2 separate regions of the Mus musculus genome follow, and region 2 is linked to region 1. Evidence: chromatin contacts called from ENCODE Hi-C or POLR2A ChIA-PET data. All regions are on one chromosome and are shown on one strand. Each heading gives the region's core, a stretch centred on a gene start or an enhancer-like site at or near the end of the contact. The rest is flanking DNA. Distances are from core to core; before and after follow the strand shown.

Region 1 (3,896 bases), core at 775-3,274:
CCAGTAATCAGTGGCTTTTTTTTTTTTTTTTCACCATCACCCCCCAATTCCCTGCCTCAGGCCCATGGGTTAGGATGGGAAGTCCTTCCTGGCAAACAGGTGGCTTTGGCTGAGGACCCATCCCCTGCAGCTGTGCTTTGCTAAAGCTGTAGGACAGCTGCGATGGGTCATTTTGACAAGAGCTACCATTTTTGACAGCTGGGAGTATCATAGGCTGGGGTGAGAAGGAGGGGCTGGCTACCACTCTGATGGGAACTGATGGGACCAAGTCTGACTTTCCAGCTGTTTCTAATAAACTGATATTTTGAATGGAAATTAGAATCAAAGACTGAGTGGTTAGGTAATCCTTCACTCCTCACAGATCTTCAAGATGGAAGTCTAAGAGTAAGACATATTCAGTTGTCTCTGCCCTGGAATACACCTTCTAGAACACTGTGACTTCACTGTGTGTGGTGGTGGTGGTGGTGGTGGGGCTTTTTTGATATTTTCTTCTTGTAGTTAAGGACACCAATTCCATTGGAATTAATTTTAAGGCCTGCCCTTGTGGCCTTGTTTATATATAATCCCTATGAAATTCCCATCTCTAAAATTCCCCATTTTAGACTAAAGCTCCAACACAGAAGTTTTCTATAGAAGGACTCAAGCATTGAGGACCAAACTGGCACATTTTAATAATTTTAATATGTTTTTACTAGCATATTCACCATATATAACAATGGGCTGTATTATGACATTTTATAACGTATATAATATATTCTGATCATATTCAACCCCTATTATTCTCTCGTCTTCCCGCCCCCACTCTTCTTGAACTTGTCTTTAAAACTAGTCATTTTTCTTCTTGATCTGTCAGTAGGTTTAATTAGGGTTACTAACAGAAGTATGGGCAACTTACTAGCAGACATACCACTTAAAATCTTTGTCTATCTTTAGGTGATACAAAGGCACCACCGAACTTGATGACCTGAGTTCTATCTCCAGGAGTCAAATGGAAGAAGAGAAATGACTTCCACACATGGTATGTGTGTGATAACACTTATGCTCACATCAAAATATAATAAAAAGGTGTAAGTAGAAATGAAGGCTAATTGGAACAGTAAGAATTATGACTGTAAAGGGGAATGTAATAAAAATACATTATATAAGTGTATGAAGACTTCATAATAAAACTTATGTATCATTTATGCTAGTAACTTTTTAAGTCATTCCACCAGCAACCATCAACTACCAATAGAACTGGGAGGGAGCCCTTCCTCGCTCCTTGCAATCCTTAACTGGGGAGAGCAGGAGGTATTTGTTCCCATCACATCCCTGGGAGGCCCAATCTCGGGCAGATTTTGCAAGCACTACATAAGTCCTGGTTCACGTCAACTAGAACATCGAGAGGTATTAAGAGCTCAGTTCCCTTTGTTTTTGCAGCTTTGAAAATGGGATCCAAGAATCATCGCCATGTCGTCTCACAAAAGACGGGTGGAGAAGTCTGAGAAATACTGTGCGCTGTCCCGCTTGGAGTTTCCCGGGGCTCAGCAAAGCCCCGGTAAACTCGAGCCCCTGTAAACTCCTCGGAGGAAAGCAAGACTGTTTTATCTGTTCTCAAGCCGCGAGGCGCGTTTCCAGTCCCTGCTACCCTTTCACTCTGACTCGGCTTTGCCAGCCAACCCCTTAGGTATATCAAGAGGTGAACTCAGACTGGAGGCCGAGGTCCCTAGGATCGTGCAAAGCTCTCAAGCCTTTCGCGGAACTCCAGAACGTCCACGCATGCGCCTCGCTCGCTGCCAGCCTACGACACGCAGGAACAAAGGCTCTCTGCTGGGTACCAATCGTGTTCGCTGGCTGCTTTCCAGCTCTCCAATCAAATTCTAGGGTGTGGTCATCGCGCCAGGCTCCTCCGGCTTCCGATTGGTTAACGTTTTCCTGGTGCGAGCAGCTCTGGCCAATCAACGTCCGTCAGTCCACTCCGCGCGTCCTAGCCTGGAGGCGCGAGCGGCGCGGCCGGTTGAGGAGGGCGGGAGGTGGGCGGGACGTCCGGCGCTGGCCCCGCCTCCTCGCCCTGCCCACTCCCCGGCGTCTAAACACAGGTGGGAGCGGGAGATCCCGACAGGTGAGCCCCGCGCCCAGCAGTCGCAAGGATGGAGTTCGTCAAGTGTCTAGGCCACCCGGAGGAGTTCTATAACCTGCTGCGATTCCGCATGGGAGGCCGGCGGAATTTTATACCCAAGATGGACCAGGTAAGTCGAGCATCCCTGCTCCCTCGCAGGCCTGTGGCGGCTTCCCGCACAAGAGGTCTCTAGAGGATGGATGGTCTCTGACACCCTGGTCTTCACGGAAGGCGGGATCCCTGCCTGGGTCGCGCACCCCCACTAGGGCCATGTCCCCCCCCCCCCCCCCCCGCCTTTCAAGGTTTCTGTCTGTTCAAGCCATTGCTTTTCTTGGTAGTTTGGCTGCGTATTTTGTTCTTCTAAGCTTGGAGTTATTTTTACCTAAATGGGTGCGTTCCAGAATTGAGATTAAAGAGAACACGGTTGAGAACAATTTTGAGAACATAAGGAACCCTGGAGGAGTTATCGTGCCTATTTTCACTGGAATGAAACTTACTTCGCCCCACCCACTCCTTCCAGTTTTCAGACATCACCTCCCGCATAAGCTTACTCACCTTTCTGCAGCCACTATTTTATTCCTGGGTGCTTCCTACGGTTTTTGTTGTGTCCAAGTTCCTACTAGTTATTGGCTGCCAGAGGCCAGAACATGTTTGTTTTTTTGGTTTTTTTCGTATTTCATTGGTCTGTTCCCTTTCTTAAACGCGTGCTTTTATGATAATACTTACTCTGACAAAAGTATGTAACTGTTGCATGATGACACATCCAGTTAACATCAAAAACTTAAACGTTTCCCCTTCACTGGAAACATCAGGCACTGTATTTTATTTAAAGGTATTCTTAATTGGTGCCCTTGCTTTTCTCATTCAGAATCCTCCCTTTTTTAAGATTTAGCTCTAACAAGTGCTCTCAGCCATTCAGCAGACCCTGGACACCTGTCAGTGATGGGCACTCTGTGGGGTAAAACATGGATAGCAGTGTAATTAAGGGCATAGACAGGGTCCACAAGGAAATGAACGCCAAGAGTAGGTTTCAGGGGAGAAGAAGGTACAGTTGCCAGATTCTTGCACGGATAAGTAATCAGAGCAAGAGCAAGAATCTGCTTTATAATCCAACTTGAGCTCCTGACAGCTCCAGTGACAGGTAGTTCATTCTGACCTGCAAGGTCTCCTTACCTGCCTTCTCTAGCACCCTTTAACTTAGACCCGTGATCCCAGAGCCACTTTCAGATGCAAGATTCTTTATTTCAGTCTCGCAACAACTTCAGGGTTCTCTTAACTCGGTTCTGAATTTTATTTTTTCAAGACAGGGTCTCACTGTGTAAGCCCTGGCTGTCTTGGAACTCACTTTGTAGATCAGGCCAGCCTTGTGACTCAGAGATCCACTTGCCTCTGATCCCCATCTCAGCCTCCTGGCAAATCTGAATTAGAAGCGGCTTGAAAATAATCTTTTCTTCATGTACAGGCCTTTACTGCCTTGAGCAAAGTAGCTTGTCAGAAATGTGTGGGGGTTGGGGATTTAGCTCAGTGGTAGAGCGCTTGCTAGGCAAGTGCAAGGCCCTGGGTTTGGTCCTCAGCTCTGCGGGGGTGGGGGGGGGAGACAAAATAACAAAAAGACAAAAAACAAACAAACAAACAAACACCCAAGGTAACTGGTACACAGAGCGGGGCATGGTGGCACACGCCTTTAATCCCAGCACTTGGGAGGCAGAGGCAGGTGGATTTCTGAGTTCAAGGCCAGCCTGGTCTACAGAGTTTGAGTTCCAGGACAGCCAAGGCTACACAGAGAAACCCTGTCTCA
Region 2 (3,863 bases), core at 879-3,378, 36 kb after region 1:
AGGGAACTATTGGGTGTAGTTGAGACCGGTGGAACTGTCTTGCAGTACTAAAGCCCCAGTACCCAAGCCAGGTTGCCTCAAACCGAGTTACACTTCTAGCACTCGCCAGGCATCCAGAGCTTCTTTGATATAGTTCTGATTGCCGACATGGGAAGGCGGGCTTCCAGAGAAACCAGCCCCTCCCTCTCACTTAGCAGGAAGTAACAGATCCATAGGACAACGCTGATGAGTGAGGCTCCCTGTTCCCTTTGAACTGTACTTCACTATGATTTTTGTAAAATCCATGAAATCCAGTAACCCAGAAAACTTAAACATGGTGCGCAAGCTTTGGCCCCCACTCCAGGGAAATGACCTCTAAGAAGATGGCAGTCCGGGTCATATGTATGTGAGTGCCCGCCTTGGTTAATTAAACAAGTGTAGCTCCCTTATCTCTAAGCAGGAGGAAGTGCTCCGAGGTGTGAGCAGTTACAGGTACGGTTTTGAGAACCATTTCTGAGGGTGACAGGAAACCAGGGGGAGAGACAAAAGCCTTGAAACTGCAGCACAGAACCGTGCACCCTGCCAATGTCAAGCAGAGGGAGAATTGGTTTATTGGCACAGACATTCCTTGTTAAACTACAGGGTTAAGTGGTAACTACAACAAAAAGCAAGTTTTTTTTTCCAGACTAGTTTCATTGTGGTTATCTGTCGGTCACACAGCAAACCATGACCATGTAGCTTGTTTTAAGCCATACAATTGGGGGTGATCTATAAAACCAGTACAGCTCTTCATACTTGGTTGAGGTACACAAAGCATAAAAATCCTATTGAAAAAGCATCGGCTGAGGACAGGACCAAGGAGAGCTGGCCACATTACCAATGTCGATGGATGCAGATGCCTTGGGAAAAGGTAGCTTTCTCCAGAGAACTGCACTGGGCCATTGACGAATGCCTGCCACAGACCCAGAAGTGACCAGCTTCAAGATGCAGCTGAGAGGTGGCATTTGTCCTCTCGTGAAGTGTTCGTTCTTTTGGAAGTCCTGCAGTCAAAGCCCTTGGGTCCTCGGATGCTGGGATGGGGATGGGGGTGGGAGGTATGGCAGGCAGAGCCACAACAGCAGGCACTACAAACCGCACTAGTCTAGGGAGAGGCTAGGATGCAGACTGTGATCACTGTCGTGGGATGGGCTAGGAGGAGGCCAGGTAAGGACAGTGTTTGGAGGGTAGCTCTGATGGCAGGCAGCTCTGGTCCAGTCGTCCAAATCTTGCCAAAAGCTTCATGCATGTTAGATGAACTCAAAGAATCAAAGACTCCCCTGTCTACCTCATTCCCTGCCAGGGCCGCTAAATTTTGGAAAAAGCCCCTAAGGACTGGACAATGAAGTCAAAGCAGATTAGAATCTTCCCCAGTACTGGTCAGTGCGTGGGATTCCAGCCACAATTTCTGATTCAATGCCACAGTGGTTCTCTCCTCTGAGGATTTTAAAGAAGCCTGGGATGGAGAAAAAGTAGATGCTTTCAAAGTATGCTCTGAGCTTGGCCTAACCCTTACTATGTTCATAGGATGCCCCACTCTGTAACCCAGGTTGGCCACACACTCCACCCTTAGCCTCAGCATCCTAAGTGCTGGGACCACAGGAGCCAGGGTGAGCTACCTGACACCCAGCATCATCTGAAACTATCAGTTCTCGTCACATGCTGCTCATGTGATGGAGCTCTGGGACTCACAGATGGTTCTAGACCAAAGGATCTATACATTTAGGTAGTCAGGTCCACACCTCAGGCCACAGAGGAGCAAAGGGGCTATGATGCTCTGGCCCTTAGCTGCTTATGTAGTTTGAGGAGGGGGACTGCCACTCACCATTATCACCCCAGTCAAGGTTCCAAGAGTTGGCTGCCAGCCAGTAGGGAACTCCATTCTCTACTCCCCAGCCCAGGATGCGGATGGCGTGGCCACCCATCATATCACCGGCTTCATGCTTGTATACTCCTGAAGAAGAAAAAGGCAGTTATCACTGAACACAGCTCACTGCCTGCTCACAGATTCCCAAGACAGCTAGCCACCTAGTCAGAATAGGCTGACAGGAACCAACTGGTCTCCTACACTGAAATCTCTAGAAAGCTGGAGGAGGGCCTCAAGATGAGCACTTGCTAGCATGTCAAGGTCCTGGGTTGGGTCTCCAGCACCCATAGTCTTTATCAGGGAGCTTCGGTGTGTGGTTTGAACAAGAGTGGCTCCCACAGGCTCATGTTTGAATCATTTGTTACCAGGGAATGGCACCATATGGAAGGATTAGAAGTGGCAGAAGGGGGGTGGAGGGGAAGTTGCCTGGTGTGTCACTGCGGGCGTGGGGTTCCTCTATCTGTCTCTGTGGTACCCCTCGGCCCTGATACATGCACACACCTGTGCACCAAGGTGTAGTTCTCAGCTACAGCATGTCTGGGGAGCTACACTCCCTGCCATGATGACAGTGGACTAACCCTCTGAAGATGTAAGCAAGCCCATATTAAATGCTTTCTTTTTTAAGAGTTCCTTGGTTATGGGTCTCTGCAGAGCATCAGAACAGTGAGTAAGAAAAGAAGTGCCTCTTCACAGCAATAGAACAGAATCTATGACAAGGGTATCCACGGTATTAGGAGATTACATAGATTGTGTGTATGTATGTATGTATGTATGTATGTATGTATTATGCATGCATATATATATATATATATACACACACACACACATATATATATACAAACATATATATATGTGTGTGTGTGTGTGTGTATGTATATATGTATGTATGTATGTATGGAGGTTGTGTGTGTGTGTGTGTGTGTGTGTGTTTGAGATATGGTCTAAAAAGCCCAAGTTGGCCTCAAACCTCAAAATTCTGCCTCTGCTTCCTGAATGCTGGGATTACATATGGGTGCCACTATATCTGACTTAAATGTGTGTGTATATACTTTTTTTTTTTTAAGACAGTGTCTTATTAAATATCCCTAGCTGGCCTGCAACTCACTGTGTAACCAAGGTAATCTCAGATCTGCCTGCCCCTACCTTCTGAGTGACAAAATCAAAGATGTACTCTACCATTCCTAGCACTTCCAAAAATATTTCTGGAAGCCCAATACACTTAAGAATGCAAATTTTAAAAAGCGGGATCCTACAAAAATATTATTAGGTTGGCTTGAAAATAAAGGTTCTGATAAACTTTTAAGTTATGAAGCAAACTTAAAATCCAAAGGCCAATTATTTGTTTTACACCCTGAGATTCCATGTCTGGGTTCATCTGTGAAGCTTTAGATAGCTTTCAGAGTTCCTGCTTTGCTGGGGTTCACTGGAGGGGTAAGGTAAGGGCGCAGGCCACTGTCGGCTGATCGAAGCTTGGGTGTTTAGAGATCTGGTCAACCAGGCTTTCTACTTGCTTAGGTACAGGTGCTGTGATGGCTGTCCTTGGTTGTCAACTTGACTACATCTGGAATTAACTAAAAGCCAAATGACTGAGCACACCTGTGAGGAATTGTTTTCTTAATTAAACCATTTGAAGTAGGAAGACCCACTTCTAATGTGGATCTGAGGTGGGAAGATCCACCTTTAATTCTGATCTTTGCAGGTGAGCAGACCCAGCTTTACTCTGGGCCACATTTGTCTGCTGCAGTGAGAAAGAAACTCTGTTTGCCAGCTTGCTCTTGCAAGCTATTCCTTCACTGGCATTAGAGCCTACTTCTTGAGACTCCAGCATATGCTGAAGACCAGCTGCAACATCTAGCCTCATGCACTGAACTACTGGATTTTTGGACCTTCTGTTAGTAGGCAGTCATTGTTGGACTAACTGGACCACAGCCTGTAAGCCACTGTAATAAATCCCCTCCAGATAAAAGGATAGATACATACA

Evidence for each region. A loop is a pair of places that touch in the nucleus more often than their neighbours do. ChIA-PET counts read pairs that join two places held with the same protein, here RNA polymerase II (POLR2A).
Region 2: a map of CH12.LX shows a loop between it and region 1 (2.1-fold over the local background). The contact joins the enhancer-like site here to the promoter of Fdft1 in region 1. A Hi-C loop is called at or near these places in 2 of 37 maps with a recorded cell type or tissue (CH12.LX and T-helper 17 cell). POLR2A ChIA-PET finds 5 or more read pairs at or near these places in 4 of 5 experiments (Patski and embryonic stem cell).

What each region holds. Positions count from the first base shown.
Region 1 is chr14:63,176,015-63,179,910 of GRCm38, reverse strand. It overlaps Fdft1 (farnesyl diphosphate farnesyl transferase 1), which reads left to right and starts at 2,024. Exons shown (of 8, transcript NM_001360211.1): 1 at 2,024-2,228. The coding sequence starts at 2,130.
Region 2 is chr14:63,139,840-63,143,702 of GRCm38, reverse strand. Ctsb (cathepsin B) reads right to left here. Exons shown (of 10, transcript NM_007798.3): 9 at 1,841-1,969; 10 at 1-1,471. The coding sequence ends at 1,374. Among named protein-coding and RNA genes, the nearest start is that of Gm51283, 8.6 kb to the left of the region's middle. Within about 2 kb of position 2,128, at least 1 of the 3 ENCODE cell types and tissues checked has a DNase peak (open chromatin) inside an H3K27ac peak, as active enhancers do.